2 separate regions of the Mus musculus genome follow, and region 1 is linked to region 2. The links are chromatin loops, found by intact Hi-C in ENCODE. Cell type or tissue: heart. All regions are shown on one strand. Each heading gives the region's core, and the rest is flanking DNA. Links, peaks and the distances in the headings are about the cores only.

Region 1 (8,341 bases), core at 220-8,219, 58 kb after region 2:
GGAGTCAAAGTCTATATCTGATTTATGACCATAGGCATACAAACATTAGGAACAAATATCTAGAACGTAGTTGAAAGACTGAGTTTGAGGTTTCGAGAGGCCTACGTTGTGTCTCAGACTTAGTTGTGCTGAACTAATGGTTAGTCTATTTGTTGTGCCTCATGCTTGCCCTTGCTAATTTAGCAATCGCCTTTGCACTTCACTGTCAACTCGTGTAGGACATGTACAATAGGCGGTGGGCTCTGCTGAGGACTGTTATCTTAGAGTCAGAATCAACAGTCTACATGTCCTGTTGAAATCTCTAAGCAAATCGGCCTTGTGGCGGTTACTTAAAAAGGTGGTCTCTTCCTCCTGTAAAACAGTTCCTTAGGAGATCTTGAGAGGTGACTAACTAAAACGCAGCACAGCTGGGTGTGGTGGCTCACAACTCTAATCCCAGCACTGGGGAGGCAGAGGCAGGTGGATCTCTGAGTTCAAGGCCAGACTGGTCTTCAGAGCAAGTTTCAAGGGCTACACAGGGGAATCCTGTCTAGAAAAACCAAACCAAACCAACCCCCCAACAACAACAACAACAAAAACAAAACAGAACAGAACAAAACAAAAAACAAAAACAAAACAAAACCACTGTAAAACATACAGCACTGCACACACTTGTGCTTTTTTTTTTTTTTTTTTTTTTTGGTTTTTCGAGACAGGGTTTCTCTGTATAGCCCTGGCTGTCCTGGAGCTCACTTTGTAGACCAGGCTGGCCTCGAACTCAGAAATCCGCCTGCCTCTGCCTCCCGAGTACTGGGATTAAAGGCGTGCGCCACCATGCCCGGCTTGAGCTTGTGCTTTTCGATAAACTTTGCTGACGACCTGTCACAACACCTTAGGATCCTGGTTAGCAAGGTGAGTTTGAGAAAGGCCATGACTTCCCTCTGCCTGCCTGAAACATTAGCCCAAGGACAGAGTTGCCTGGAAATGGACAAGGGAAAACTTAGTTTGTAAATCTAGTGAGCTGATGAAGTCTGTCCTAATGTGTTCAAACCCTGAAGGCAAAACCCTGCCCGCACCTGGAGATCACGTCTACTATGTGATTCTCACGGAATGACACAGCCTCAGTCAGTCTCAGACCATTTTGTTTCTTTTTTAACTTTTTTACTTATTCACTTTAAATACAGCTTACCGCTCCTCCCCTCCCAGTCCCCCCACCCCATACACGTCCCCCCAGTCCATCCCCCATCCCCCTTCTCCTCATGGAGGGTCTCCTCCCATCCCCACTCTCCACCCCCCACCCCACACCCCCATATCAAGTCTCTTCAAGGTTAGGCACTTCGTCTGCCACTGAGGCCAGACAAGGCAGCCCAGCTAGAAGAACATATCCCACGGACAGGCAACAGCTTTTGGGATAGCCCCTGCTCCAGTTGTTCAGGACTCAGATGAAGACCAAGCTGCACACCTGCTACATGTGCGGAGAAGCCTAGGCCCAGCCCGTGTATGTTCTTTGGTTGGTGGTTCAGACTCTGAGAACCCCAAGGATCCAGGTTAGTTGACTGTTGATCTTCCTGTGGAGTTCGTTTCCGCTTCGGCCCCGCATGCTCATGTTTCTTACGGAGTCAGCTTTAGAGTGCTCTCAGAATTTTATAGACTAGCCGCCGTTTCACAGTTCAACTAGGTGCATTACTCTGAACAACTGATACACGTTAATTAATGACCTCTGCACGAAGATTTGTAGTTAGCCTGGCTATACACTCCACAGATGTGTGTAGGGTCTGAGCCTCCCCCCCCCCCGGTCTCTCCTTCCACAGTTGTGAAACTGGTGCTCTGACCCGAGGCATTTTCCGGTGTTACTCTCTGAGACATCTCCCCCTTCTCTTAATAAACCTCGGTACTTCATGTCCAGTTTGTGGGTGTGCTTTCTAGCACACTAACTAGTGTAAATAACACTCAGAAACAGCTCAGGGGAGAGAATGTGTCCTGAAATGCTTCCTGTGGTTGGAAAGTCTGCTTCTAAAAGAGTGCTGGGCTGGGGATGGCTCAGTGCTTTCAGTGCCAGCTCCTCTTAAAAAGGACCTGGACTCTGCTCCATCCAACATCCACATGGTGACTCACTAGTGCATGTAATTCTAGTTCTAGATTTGTCACCCTCTTCTGGCCTCTGTGGGCTACTGCATGTACATGATGCATATACACTCACATAGGCACTTATGTACATAAAAATCAAACAAAATTTAAGGTTTATTTTTACTATTTTTGATTATAACATTACAGTGATGCATACTACGTTTTCTATCACTTTTTATATCTCCTTTTTTTTAACACTAAAACTCAGAACTCCTGATAAGGTTATTTATTTGCTTCATTTTATCATACAACTAAAATTACAATACCAGTAACACCACTGTCACTCAACATGCAGAGTGTCACATTCTTTTTTTTTCCTTGTTTTTTTTTGGGGGGTGGGGGTGGGGGTGGGGGTAGTTATCAGTATTCTCAGAATATATACAGATATTCCCTTGGGATCTATAGAAACCTGTTCTAAAGTTCTTATCAGAACTATTTTTTCCTCTGTGTTGATCTCAACAATATTATATCCATGTAGGTTCATTTCTTTCATTTTATATTATATTTTAGAGTTGTAGTTAATATTTGAAGTTAATATTGTTTGACCACATACATAATTTAAGTAGGTAAGAATTTAAAATTATGTAAAAAAGTTAACACTAACAGTTTTCCCCCCAGGAAAAACTTTCTGAGTAGCCCAGCTATGAGAGAAACTGGGAATAGTTTTCTATATGTTCAGAATATTTTGCTTTTATTTTTTGTGGTCTGTTTATGAACATTTTTGCCTGTTTTTAGATTGAGTTTCTTTCTTCTTTCTTCATTCTATTCTTAATAGATATTTTTAGACTTAATAGAGATTTTCTTCTATTTTTTAATAGATATTTTTATCTCATGGAATTTAGCCAATTTTCCAATTCTAGTAGAAACTATAAATGCATTTCCTTAATTTGTCATTTAAAATTTAATGTTATATATTGAGGTCAAATATGGATTTGAATTTTTCCCTCTTTTTATCTGTATGTTACTACTGTAAGGACTTTATCCTTGTGAAGTGGATATACTAAATAACTGTGCAGGGACCGTAGGATGGACCAGTAATTAAGAGCTTTTGCTGTTCCTGCAGAAGGCCAAGGTCTTGTCCCCAGCGCCCACATGGCAGTTTCCAACCCACTGTAACCCCGAGTCTAGGAGATCTGGTGCCCTCTTGTGACCTTCTGAGGCAAAGGGCACACGTGTAGTACACATGCATACATGCATACCTGCATACATGCAGACAAAGCACCCAAGCATGTAAGATCCATAAGTAACTAAGCATTGATTGTTTCACGTTCATGGAGGTCAGGGTTACGGTTACTTTATCGCTCTCCAATTGTCCGTGTGGTTGACCCAACTCTGCTTACTGAGATGCCAGTTTCACGGCACTAGACGGCCATTGTAAGGCAGCTGGCAAGGTCTAGTCTTGCCACATGAGTCTTTCCAGGCTATAGTCAGGGAGCGACATATGGTAGACTGAGGGTCTGAGGGATGTCATGGCTCCGAATTTAAAGGAGGGCAGAGCTGTGGAAGCTGGGAGGGATGGCGCTGGCCTGGACCTGATTTAGTCAGGGGTGCCATTGTTGGACTTCTGATCTAGAACTGTAAGATGACACATTTGTGTTGATTTAGGCCACTGGGCTTACGGAGATTTGTTATAGGATCAACTGAAAGCTAAACCCGTCTATGTGTATGTATGTATTTTCTGTTTCTCCGCTGTCCTGTCTTACACATGAGTGATTTTAAAAGAAGCTTCTTTGGTTTCGTATAATATGTCTTGATTTTTTTAAGCTTAAGAGAATGTTCAAATTAAAGTGAAATTTATTATGATAATGGTGAGTTCCAGTGTAGGCTGTTACTGTAGACACATAGATCGCGTGTGAGGAACAATTATTTAAGTTAGTGCATTAAGAATAAACTCGAAACTCACATATTTGAGGAATCTTATCAGTGACAACTGTAGGAAGCTAAAATGAGGTGAACGAAAAACAGATTTAAAAAAGCCACTCTGAATTGATAAACTGAGTAAACTTAAAAAAGAAAAAAAAATCTCTGGGCATTTATTTTCCAGCTCTTATGCTGAAGATCGCCACCCAGTGGGGACACGGGAAATTCCAGCCCAGGGTGCCCAGCTGTGACCTAATGAGGAAGCCTGTGGATGGGTGAGTCAGGAGAGGGGAAGAGTCTAGAAGCGCCCAAGGAAGGCGAAGGCAAGCCCACCAAAGACTGAGCTACATTACCTGAAGGCAAAGGACAGGCCCACAAAGAAACAGAGACTCACAGAGCAGAAGCATGGCATTTTCCCAAAGGTGAAAGAAGATCAAAACATCTGCTATCTGTTGGGTTTAACAACAAACACAGAAGGCAAACCCCTTGGTGAAGAGTAAGTGGCCAGAGATACAAGGAAAGTGAAGCAAGGGCCAGCTGAGGGGCCCCACACTGACCCGACACCTGCTGGGGCTCAGGGTTTCTGCCTCTGCTGGCAAGGTCATTGCAAGCTACTTTTCTCCCTGGTGACTCGGTAGATGCTTTTCTTAATTAATGGTTCTGATTTATGTTTAACTCGACCACAATTCTTCAAGGAGGGACCACTGATCATGGTCACAAGCTTTAGCAACTCTGTCTTAGCACTTACTCTGTCTTTTCAGATAAGCCACTTTGGCGGGAGTCCCCGTGGTGTGTTGCTGATAGGCAGCAAACAGCAGGCGGAAGAGTTTTGCTCTCTGGCTCTGCCACCACTGTGATTAGTTGGTGTGCATTCCTGCCCAATCTCGTTGGAGTTTGAATTACACATTGTTTGCTAAGCCCTATGCTTGGCCAAAGAGGGACTTAATGGCACTTAGGAAAAAAGAAATGATCAAATGACACGGGGTCTCCAAAGCATCATTATCTCTCTGATGAGTGACACTTTAAGCCTCACTATGCTTCTGGGTCCTTTGATGATGGCGCTCCCCACAAGGGCTCACTTGGATGACAGTTTCTGAGGACTGTGCATAAAGAAAGCTGGAGAGCTGGGGTTCGTTCACAGCCCAATTTCTGACAGGAGGGAAGGGGCTTTCTCTGAAGGTGACAATATGCTCCAGATAATGGTAGCAAGCTTCAGTACACTGAGGGAAGAAATCCAAATAAGCCCGAAGTGTCACTGAAACATTTATACGTTTGTATTTCTTCTCTATTTAGGAAATTATTTCGCTGTATAGTTTTAAAATCTCATAGGGAGAAAAAATAATTAAGCATCGATGGATGTACTTCTCCATCTGGTCTTCAGAAAATAAATATTAAAATGCACATGGGAGAAAATATAGCTGCGATAATTATGAGGAGATGAATAATTATCAATTATCAACAAACCAATCTACATAGGTTATATAAACAAATAAATGGATTCACTATTGATACAGATTTCCCTCCATTCTGGATTTAAGACTTGATCATTTTGCAGGATTTATTCTTTAGTCAGAAATGAGAAACAGGCTTCTTAGCTAACATCTATAAATCTTTTCTTTAAATTTGTATTTCATATTTAATATGCATCTATTGTACCTATACATTGAGATTAAATACACAATATGCCAAATGAATAATCTAGGTGGGAAAATGGAGATGTGAAAGACAGACTCCTACTTCCCCAAAGAAATACTCTGAGGTGGTAAAGTCTTGAAAGGAGACAGCTTGGTTGAGATGAAATTTGAAGTAAAACATTGTGTAAGAAACCAGCTGGGTGGATTAAATGTGTGATGGTGGGCAGTGGAGGGAGGGCAGTCACCTACAGAGAAACATTCTAGAATACCTGCAGCGTCAAGAACATCAAGTAGGTTAGAAAAGGCCATTTGGGGGAAAGAACCCTATGGTGGAGCACACAACCACCGCGACGCTATGTGGAAGTTGCTCGCTCTGAGTTCTAGACTGACTCCCCGCTGTGATTTGGTTATGTGGCAGTCTGGGGAGGAGACAGCATCCTGCAACTACATAGGATTATTTTGATTAATTAGGATTATTATCTCCCCTCACTGGTTTCTTTTTACTCATGAGCTGTATCTTTTTTTTTTTTTTTTTTTTTTTTTTTTTTTTTTTGGTTTAGAAGATTTGTAAGATGAGATCTTTACAGAGAATCATCAGTGCACACATCAGGCATAAAAGTGACACATTTAAAGTTGGGTAACCTATTAGGAGGTTCCTTAGAGTGGGGGATTTTCTTGTAAATGCCAGAATACGGAAGCAAAAATAGACATTGCAACTATTTCAGATGTAGGCAAGGCAGCAATATAGAGAATAAAGGAGAATAATAAATCACGGGGAGTGGGTTATGAGTTACTTACCTCCAGATAGTGTTCTTGCTCTAGGAACCCCATTCACACAGGCAGTGTTAATCACTAGTGACAATGTCATTTGCTCCAGCTCCATCTTGAATGCTTGCCTAAGAGGCCTATGAGTCAAAAGCTTGGTTCCATGGTGGTGTAATTAAGAAGAGGTTTAGAGTTGAGGCTCTGTGGAAAGTCATTACGTCATTGTGTAGGACGGTGAATGACCTCAGGGGTCAGTAGCTCTCTGATCTCTTCCTCTCTGTCTTCTTTCTGCTTCAGTGCACCCTCCACCCACCAGGAAAGCAGGTTTCTTCTGCCTGAATCTCTTTGCTACTTTGCCACACACCTAAAGCTAACGGGCCGATCTATTTAGGGCTATAACCCCTAGAAGTCCAAGTGAAAAAGTAATCGTTCTTCTTTATAACTTGATTATCTCCTGTGTTTTGTTATAGTGACAGAAAGCTGGCTAACATAAGAGTCACTGAAGACTTTCATCTTTCCTCTAATAAAATGGAGTCAGACATTGTGCTGGCTGGTTTTGAGGGTCAACTTGACTGACAAGAAGCTCAAGCCAGAGAGGAGGGAGCCTCAGTTGAGGAAATGCCTCCATGAGATCCAGCTGTGAGACATTTTCTCATTAGTGATCAACGAGGGAGCCTAATAAGGAGAGTGCTGTCCCTGGTCTGGTGGTCCTGGGTTCTATGAGAAAGAAAGCTGCTAAGCCATGTTAAACAAGCCAGTTACCAGCACCCCTCCATGCCCCCTGCACAGCTCCTGCCTGCAGGCTCCAGCCCTGCTTTAGTTCCTGTCCTGACTTCCTCCAATGATGGACCATGATCTGGAAGTGTAAGCTAAATAAAGCCTTTCCTCCCCAACTTCCTTTTTGGCCATGGTGTTTTGTTCCAGCAGTAAAATCCCCAACGAAGACATCATCATAACTGTTTAATGAGAATTTCGGCTTCTATATTGTTTGCTATATACCACTGTGAAAGAGCCAAGAGGAACAAGGGCTGGTGTTGTTCTTATTTTACAAATGAAGACACTGAAATACACAGAAGTCAAGTTTTGCTCTCAGCTTCATGGTTTTGATCATTTTTTCCCCAGTTAATGTCCACATGGCTTAGAATGTTATATTCAATTTTGACACTCTGAAGGAATCAAGCTTTCTTGTTTTTAAGTAAAATTTCTTTCAACTCATGACCACAGAATATGAGGATAATACTCTCTTGGGGTGAGTGATGGCTATTTTCGGTTGTCAACTTGACGCTGTCTGGCATGAACTACAATCCAGAAATGGAGGGCACACCTCTGATCCAGATCTTGAGTCGGGGAGAAAACACACCTTTGATCTGGATCTTGAGGCGGGAAGACACCAAGTTTGTGATCTAAATCTTGAGGTGAGATGACGCACACCTTTAATCCAGCCAGATCTTCAGGCACGGCTTTAATGTGGGCCAAATCTTCTGCAGGAGGCCTACATAAGGGCAATGAAGAAGGAAGGGTTTGCTTTTCTTTGCCTGCTTGCATTCCCTTTGCCAGCATATCCATTGGGGACCACTTCTTCAGGATCCCAGCTTATCCTGAAGACCAGCCGAGACAATCAGCCTTGTGGGGCTGAGCAACTACCAGATGCTTGGACTTTCCATTCTCAGCGGCCCATTGGTATATATGGATTCATTCCATAAATTCTGTGACTCTAGAGAACCCTGACTAATACAGAAGAATGTCCTAGAGCAATTGCTTCATGCTTAGTACTCACAACAGAAGGCTGCAGGTCGGAAGCCAACTTACACACACACACACACACACACACACACACACACACACACAACACACACACGCCGCCCCCTCTCCCCCCGGGTGTGCAGGATGAATGTTCTCGAGAATCAGTTCTTATAGCACAGATAGCAGAAGAAGCTGGCAATCTCTCGAACCAGAGGAAGAATCATGCCCAGAGT
Region 2 (8,341 bases), core at 316-8,315:
GATGCTCATAGCTGCTGTGTGGTTGTTGGGAACCAAGATCAGGTTCTCTCAGCAGCTCCTTTGCGGGCTGAGCCATTTCTGTAGCCTCTTACTTCAAAATATTTATTTCCTTTCCTTAAAATTTACAGAGACTCACTATAATACTTGATGATGGTAACAACAATAGTAACTCCCAAAAAGCACATCCCTTTTTAAAAAAATCTAAATTTGTGTGAGTTTGGAGTTTACAAACTGGCTGTTTGCTGTAATGTTTACAGGATGTCAGTCATTCACACTGGTCTTTGTTCTGGAAGGAAATCTCACTTTTCCCTCCATTTTCCATTGCTTTCCCCTTATAACTTCTGCCCGGGCAGATGGAGATCAATGTATAGCATTGAGAAAACCAGGAACTCCCTACATGGCTGGGACTCATGATTTAGCCTTAGACATGACGATTTAAACGTTACCTCTATACTTGAGGATTTATCTGTAAAATTGGATACATCGTCCCAATAAGGCGATAGGCTGAAGTGTTAGAGAGAAGTAAGAGAGCATACGATCAGTTAGAGAGAAGAGAGAGCAGTGTGTGGTTAAGTCAGAGGTGTGTTGCTAGGTGAAGACTATGATTGCTCAGAAGTTAGAACTGGCGAGAAGGTAGTTAAAGGAGGAAGGAGGAATGGGGATGTGAGAGTCCTGAACTCAACAGAAGGATTAACCTAGACAACCAAAGGAAAACGGGAGCCCTTAAGGGCTAAGGGAACATAGGAGAGCCGACTCAGGTGTGGTTAAATCTGGATGTTGGCACTGGCCATGTAAGAGGAGGTGCTTTTGTAGTATAAAGGAGAGTATTGATTAATAGGCTAGTATGTTCAGTCTTAAAAAAAGAGTTTAAATGTAAATCAATAGTGGTCAGTAGAGATTCTTAAAGTCTTAAATGACAATGTTTTACAAAGATTGCTGTGGTGGTGAGCTCTCTGCAGGGTGAGCATCGTGCCCAGGAAGCCACTGTGAAGGGATGGATGGATAGGATCAATGGGTGAGAGAGGGCTACAGGAACAAGGAGAACAGGGGAGGCTAGGATGTTTGGATAGAAAGTGTTTCCAAAGCAAATAATCTGAATAATTGATTGTTGAGCTCTTAGCTCGTGCAAAGGACCGTGTGAGACCTGGCAGCCGAGTGAGCCATGGCAGACTCAAGGGCAGCTTTCTAGCCTCCAGCTCACACAATGGAAAACTTGTCTCATCAGAACCAGAAGAGAAATTCGAGGCTCCAGAATGTGTTATCCACGGCCAAACAATAGAACTCAAGGTGACACAGGCCAGAGACCTCCCTCAAAGTTTTCCAAAGAGCTTGCATTAACGTAAGTGCACACACATCTCTGTCTAGCATGCTGGACTAAAGGGAAGAGAGCTGTAATTTCATTATAGAAAAGACTGTTGAGTTTCTTTCATTTTTAAATATAAAACTAGGAAATACAAAGATATTATTTCTGTTGGGGCTGTAGGGAATAGTCATAATGTCTCAAATTTCAGGGACAACTTTTCCTCCTGGTCTTCTTACTATTATTTTAGACTTTGGAATAATGTAATTATTTTGCCTCTCACATTCTAGAAGTTAGTAGTGTTCCCTCCCTTTCAATTACATAGTCAAGCAAGAATTTTTTGGTGCATTTGTACATATTCTTCTGAATTCCTCAAGATTCATGCGTGTTGGTATCTGTCTGGCCCAGTTTCTGAGAACAGCTTTACAGTGTGGGCAGATGGCATTCGAACAAAGACACAATTAAGCAAGCTGAGTCTTAACTGGGAAAGAATACATCCAGGGGCTTCTCTAGGTTTAGTCTGGAGACATACTTTTTTGTTAATCTAGGCATATGATAGAAGAGGAAGGCTAACTTTTCTCTTTCAGCTGTGGTAGAATATTTGACTTTTGTGACTGAAAGTTTATCTCTTAGGACATGAACCTCACAGGCCTCATGATGTCATGTCCAAAGATGTGTTACTATGGACACATCAGAACAATGCCTAAGAGACAGGGTGTGCTCTGCTGGCTCCTGCAGGAAATGTATTGAAAAAAATACATATACATAATAGTATATGTATAATAATATAATATAATAATACACTTCATTATACATCAAAGGAGAGTATCTATCATAGATAATAGAAACAAACAGCTTGTAAAACATTATTTTAATGCAGTAGTACTCTGATTTCATCTCTGAAAATACTTGGTTTGCTACAACTATAAATATCAACTATTTCATAAGCATTCTAGGTGATATTAGATATGGAAAATCAGGTTATTAAAAGAACTAATGACAGAGTGTTCTAAATAGGGCTTCTTTCTTAGAATCTGCTACATGTATCTTGTACGGGAACACAAATAAACAAAAGCTACTATTAGAATATTTGAACTCCTTTGACCCCAGCATAACACAAGTGTGTTTCCTCTTCCAATGGTACTGAAATGATACACTTGGTTTTACGAATATTAAAAAGATACTGTTTTCAACAGTGTTACTAGACATGGTGGGATGGCTTGCATAAGTTTTAATAACTACCAATAAGACTAAGCAATCCAGTGGAGGAGGAACCAATACAACACTCCACTCTGTTGGATGGGATTTTGTATAAGTAACCCACAGGGTCTACAGTACATGTTTAATGCTGATCAGCAGGGCGTGAGGATCCAGAGCTGTGTTCGTGGCCTTCTTCAGGTTAGCCCATCTCACGGGCAGTGCTCAGAACTCGGGGACTTGACATGACAGAACCTGTCATGGTGCAGCTTTCCCTGGGAGGATAGCATGGTTCCTGGAGTCGCCCATGGAGGCATAGAAGAGTGACCCATTCTCAAGCAAATGAGAAATGACATTTCCCTTTCTGGGCAGGCACTTCTAACATAGTTAGGAGCATCGAGTACTAAGGTTAAGTAATTTCTGAGTTATTAACTCTGTTGAGAATTTTATTAGGTTTTTCATCCATCCTTCCCCAGGAAGTTTTTTTTTTTTTTTTCCCTCAAGAGCTCATGCGTGTGAACTTTCAGGGATCCGTGTGGATGAACTTTCTGGGGCTTGGTTGTATGAACTTTGCATCTGTCACTGGTTTTATTCAGGGAGCCAGGAGCCCAGAGTTGACAGTCAGAACTCTTTCCAAACTATGTAATCAAAAGCAGAAGCCAAAGACTTAGATTTCAACCCATGAACTCAAATGGAATAAGGCCTGGAACACAGATAGTCCCAGGAAGAGGCTTTCAGATTTGCTGCTTCTGACAAATCACAAAACCCACCCCCACGTTGTCTCGTTTTCCTCCAGTTCTATTCTTTGCCCTCCCAAATGTTGGATGGGAAAACTCTTAAACCAGGGCTGACCAAGCCCATAACACTGGTCCCAAGCCATTAGATACACAAGCATATGCAAGCGCATTCACTTGCCCTGTCACTCAGCTTCACTGCAGAGAGTAAATAGAAATGAAAGGTACAGAAGCCATGTGGCAGCGACATGAGCTTTTGGACAGGAATCATCTCTCATTGCTCTGCTGTGTTAGCTGGTGTCCCCATCTCACGTGAGGGCTTAGACACACCCCTGCGCTTCGTGTCTGCTGCCTTTCTCCCCACATGTTAGGACCTTCCTCTGTGTCACCCAGTGGCTGACCCTGTGAGTTTATCTCTGATTCTCAAGCATTTAGAGATACAGACACTTTCTGGACTGCAAGCAAAATACCATTCGTAGACTTGTGTCATAATTCACTCCAACAGATATTATGTGAGCGCCGATATAGCACACCATCAAGTTTGAACATGCACGGGCATTATTGTCGATCCACGCTGCATGCCTCTGTTCTTAGTGTTTGGAAAGCAATGCCGACAGTTCTAAAAGCAGATCCACTTTCTAGAAGGAGACTCTGATCAGAGGTGCTGCACGCTGTGTAGGGCACAGAATATTCCTGTGGCCCAGCCATGGGTTTGCAGGCAGGTGGGTTGGTTTTTCAATCGGTCCTTAATGGCAGTCATCAGCAATCATCCTCTCTCTCTCTGGTGAACAGCTTTGAGTTTGTATTGATTAATCAGAATAAAGGCAAGCCGCACTCAAATCACATTGGACCTAGAAATGAAGTCCAACATTGTGGCCCTTGAAATCTAGGTCAAGACAAATGCTAATCAAGCAGACGGTGGATTTTAGCAGCATTACAAAAGAAGCTCTGGACCCCCTCAGTAGCCACTGCTTATGATTTTCAGAGTCAGAAAACCTCCCAGTCCTTATAGCAAAGCAATGTAATGGTATGAGGGGATCTATACACACATGCAAAATGTTTCTGACACATAGGTTTCTGCATTTCATCATTGCAATGTTGGGAGACCAAAGTTGTGGAGAAAGTGGAGACTCCACCACGGTCAGAGCAAGGTGATTTCTGTATAGGTGGCCAGAGCTAGGAGCAGCCATGGTTGGAGCTGCTGAACACTTCAATACTTCAGCAGAGAAGCTGAAAAAGTCAGGGTAACCTAATGGAAAAATCCCAAGAGTAGACATGTAGCTGGGAAAATGTGAGCAGTTGAAGATCTGGGCAACTGAACCATGATGTGTTTTCATCCATGAGAAAAGTCTGTGTCTACTTTGAATTTTTTACTTTGGGCTTTGGGGATAGCACAGTACACATGGGGACTTAGGGGCTTGAAAGGAGGGAGGTATGCAGGGAAAGGGCCCACAACTGTTCAGGACTGCTTATTGAATTTTCATATAACATTCTCTTTGCTATTGTAGACTGGTGCCAAAGGGCCAGCCGGCACATTTTAAGGTACGGCTCTGCATAGGAGGTAATATTAAGATAGAAAAGAACTTTGCTATTCTATCTCAGCTTTGTAGTCTTGTCTAATTTCTAGTTTCTTCATAACATTGATTTTTGTACATGGTTGTAAAAAAATAACCTAGCTAATGAGTGTGGTGCCTCACGTGGAATGATAGCTGTTCTTGAGTGTGGACCTGGGTCTCTGTATGACTGTGCTCCTGTGTGTGTGTGTGTGTGTGTGTGTGTGTGTGTGTGTGTGTGTGTACGTGTTCACATGGGTGGGACACACATGTACTCACATGCATATGAGTGCTGAGGCCAGGGGATGACATCAGGTGTCTCCCTCAACCACTTCTAACCTTACTATTTCAAAACAGCGTGTCACAGAACCTGGCGTGACTAGAATGGCCGGCCATGATCCCCTATTCCCCCCATCCCCCAACACACTCTGTGTTCTCAACACTGGGATTACAGGTATGTGGAAAGTAACTGCAGGAGTTAAAATGAGGTAGATGGGCTCCTAGTTCTTAACTCTTCCACTCCCTTAAGTGGAGTACTTTGCTGAAAACCATCGCCTTTTGCCCTGTGCACAGTTCACTGGTAGGATGGAGAAGGGACTCTCACTAGCAGGCCTCTCCATCTCATGCTGTGCTCTGTCCTTGGACACTAGCTTTTGCACTTTACTTAATACAATTAAATGATACTTATAGCTAGGCAGTGGTGGCACATGCCTTTAATCCCAGCACTTGGGAGGCAGAAGCAGGCAGATTTCTGAGTTTGAGGCCAGCCTGGTCTACAGAGTGAGTTCCAGGACAACCAGGGCTACACAGAGAAACCCTGTCTTGAACCGCCCCCCCCAATGCTACTTATAGAAATTCCCATTATAAATTCAGTATAGACATTTTAAAACAAAAACAAAACACTTTTGATCTATGATTGGCCAGTGTTGCTAAGGACTCTGTGGATATATAGGGCTATCTGCATCGTGTGCCTGAAATGTAGCCCTCTAAATAAGGTTGGGGAGATGACTAGTGAGTTTCTGCAAGCATGAGGACCTGAGTTCAAATCTCCATCACCTGTGTAAAAAGTGTGGCATAGCTGCTCTGGTCTGCGATCCCCACATTAGGAGGTAGAGTGAAGAGGATGCTGGGAACTCTCTAGCCAGCTAGACTAGCTGAGAGTGCACACACAGAAAGACACAGACAAACACACACACACACACACACACACACACACACACACACACACACACCACTGGCACACATTAAAAATTTAAACTTTAGATTATGTTTACAATAGATTTTCAAAAAGGATTTCCCACATATTTGCTTTGGAAAAAGGAAAACAGCGATTTCTGACCAACTTCAGTATGAAGACAAAGCCAGCTGACTGATTGCCTCTGGAGAGGAAAGGGTTAAACTTTCCTCTGTCTGGAGTTTTCTGTGTTAGCTGTCCTTTTATCTCTCTGTGGGAGTGGCTGCCTATAAGTAGCTGAGGTCCCACCTAGCCTGCCTGGGTCTTGCAGCTGACTCTGTAATCTGACTTCTTTCTTCACTAAGCACAGTTGTCAGAGAAAATAGAGCATTTTAGGAAAAAAAAAGACAGTGGAAATGTCTGCCCTCTGTTAACTCTTCCTGGGAGAAAAGACAAAACCCACATGCCTATTTTTAAAAGTGTGTATTCCCTTTTAAATGTCCCTTACAAAAGAGATCAGAACACAGGAATGTTTATTATTTTTTTATTATTGTTTTCTTTTATTCATGTATTCATGATGTGTGTATGGTGAGTGTGTGTATGTGTGTGTGTGTGTGTGTGTGGTGTGAGTGTGTTTGGTATGTGTGTAGTATGTGTGTGTACTATACTGTGGTGTGTATGTGGTATGTGTGTGAAATGTGTGTGTGTGATATATGAGTGTGGTGTGTGTGTGTGTGTATGTATGTATGTGTGTGATATGTATGTGTGTGGTGTGTTCGTGGTATATGACTGTGGTGTGTGTGGTATGTGTAGTGTGTTTATGCTGTGCATGTTTGCCACGCGTGTGGGTTCCTGAAGGGATCAAGAGAAGACTGGAGTTCAGGTTGTTGTGAATTACGGGAACTGGATGCTGAGAATCCAGCTCAGGTTCTCTGGAAGAGCAATCAACATTCTGAACCCATGATGCATCTCTCCAGACCCTCTCCCCATTCATTATTTTCTAAAGATATATTTGTTTATTTTATGTGTTTGAGCGTTTGACTGTATGTATATATTTACACCATGTGTGTGCCTGGGGCCTGTGGAAGCCACAAGAGGGCACTGGGTCCTCAGAACTGGAGTTACAGATGGTTATGGGCTTTCATGTAGATGCTGGGAATTGAACCTGGATCTCAGCAAAAGCAGCCAGTGCTCTTAATGACTGAGCCATCTCTCCAGCCCTACTTCACTATTTTCAAAAGAACTAGTTACCTAATATATGTGTTGATTAAAAGCAGAGTTTGGCCTAATGCATTGTGTTTGCAGATTAGGAAATTTTGGATAAATAAGAGATAAGGAAGGTAGTTAACTGGAGCCTAGCATGGCTGTCCTCTGAGAGGCTCTACCAGCAGCTGACTGAAACAGATGCAGGTATTTTTCAGCCAACCATTGGACTGAGGTGGGGGACCCCTATGGAAGAGTTAAGGGAAGGACTGAAGGAGCTGAAGGGAATTGCAACCCCACAGGACAAATAACAATATCAATAACTTGAACACCTCAGAGCTCCCAGAGACTAAGCCACCAACCAAAGAGCACACATGGGCTGGTCTGTGGCCCTTGGCACATGTAGCAGAGGACTGCCTTGTCTGACCTCAGTGGGAGAGGATGTGCCTAATCCTGTAGAAACTTGATGCCCAAGGGAAGGGGGGTGTTAGGAGGGTGAGGGTGGGTGTGTGGTGGGTGAGTGATAGGGATGGGGCTTGGGTGGGAGGGCACCCTCCGAGAAGCAAAGGGGAGGAGGAAGGGGGTGAAGAACCCAGAGAGGGAGGACCTGGAAGGGGGTCAACATTTGGAATGTAAATAAATAAAATAATTTAATAAAAAGGGAATTAAGACAGAAATAAAGGTAGTTAATGTCTGTTTATGTCATTTAGATCAAAATCTGGAAAAGTCTCTACTGCAGGGCATCTATGTCCTCAAGACACATGACCTTAGCATCACATCTGTATGGGTCATTTGCCAGGGTACTTGTCTGAGTTTCTTGTCATTGGTAAACATGTGATTCTATAGTATTCATAATGCTAAAAGCCCCCAAATGAACTGAAACACATGATTTACATTTCTGAAACAAACCTAATATATTTAATATAATTATCTCTACTTCCATCCATTTTCCTTTAGACCATATAACTTCATTCTTATGGTAGAAGGAAATTCCCCCGTGTCTATGAACCATATTTCCTCTATCCATGCCTATGTCTTGAGCACCTAGTCTGGCTCCATAATTTAGCTTCTGTGAATAGTGCTGCAATAAGATTTGACGTGTAAGCATCTCTGGTTTGTTAACATGGGGTCTTTTGGGTAACTGTTGAGGAGTGATATAGCTGGGTGGTATGGCAAGGTA

What was found. A loop is a pair of places that touch in the nucleus more often than their neighbours do. Peaks named below come from ENCODE experiments on the same cell type or tissue, not always from the same donor. Only the 100,000 strongest peaks of a DNase experiment are listed, where the experiment ranks them.
Region 1: it touches region 2 in a loop (2.1-fold over the local background); 2 of 42 quality-filtered maps call a loop at or near these places.

What each region holds. Positions count from the first base shown.
Region 1 is chr3:53,725,805-53,734,145 of GRCm38, forward strand. Gm30735 (a long non-coding RNA gene) reads left to right here. Exons shown (of 5, transcript XR_867291.2): 3 at 1,297-1,526; 4 at 4,151-4,241; 5 at 6,836-8,341. Among named protein-coding and RNA genes, the nearest start is that of Gm30735, 27 kb to the left of the region's middle. In heart, for the core only: CTCF peaks have their summits at 2,151 (motif pointing left) and 4,179; no DNase peak of the experiment used is centred there; H3K4me3 peaks cover 864 bases; H3K27ac peaks cover 573 bases.
Region 2 is chr3:53,668,206-53,676,546 of GRCm38, forward strand. No RefSeq gene overlaps it. Among named protein-coding and RNA genes, the nearest start is that of Frem2, 15 kb to the left of the region's middle. In heart, for the core only: no CTCF peak of the experiment used is centred there; no DNase peak of the experiment used is centred there; H3K4me3 peaks cover 248 bases; H3K27ac peaks cover 3,698 bases.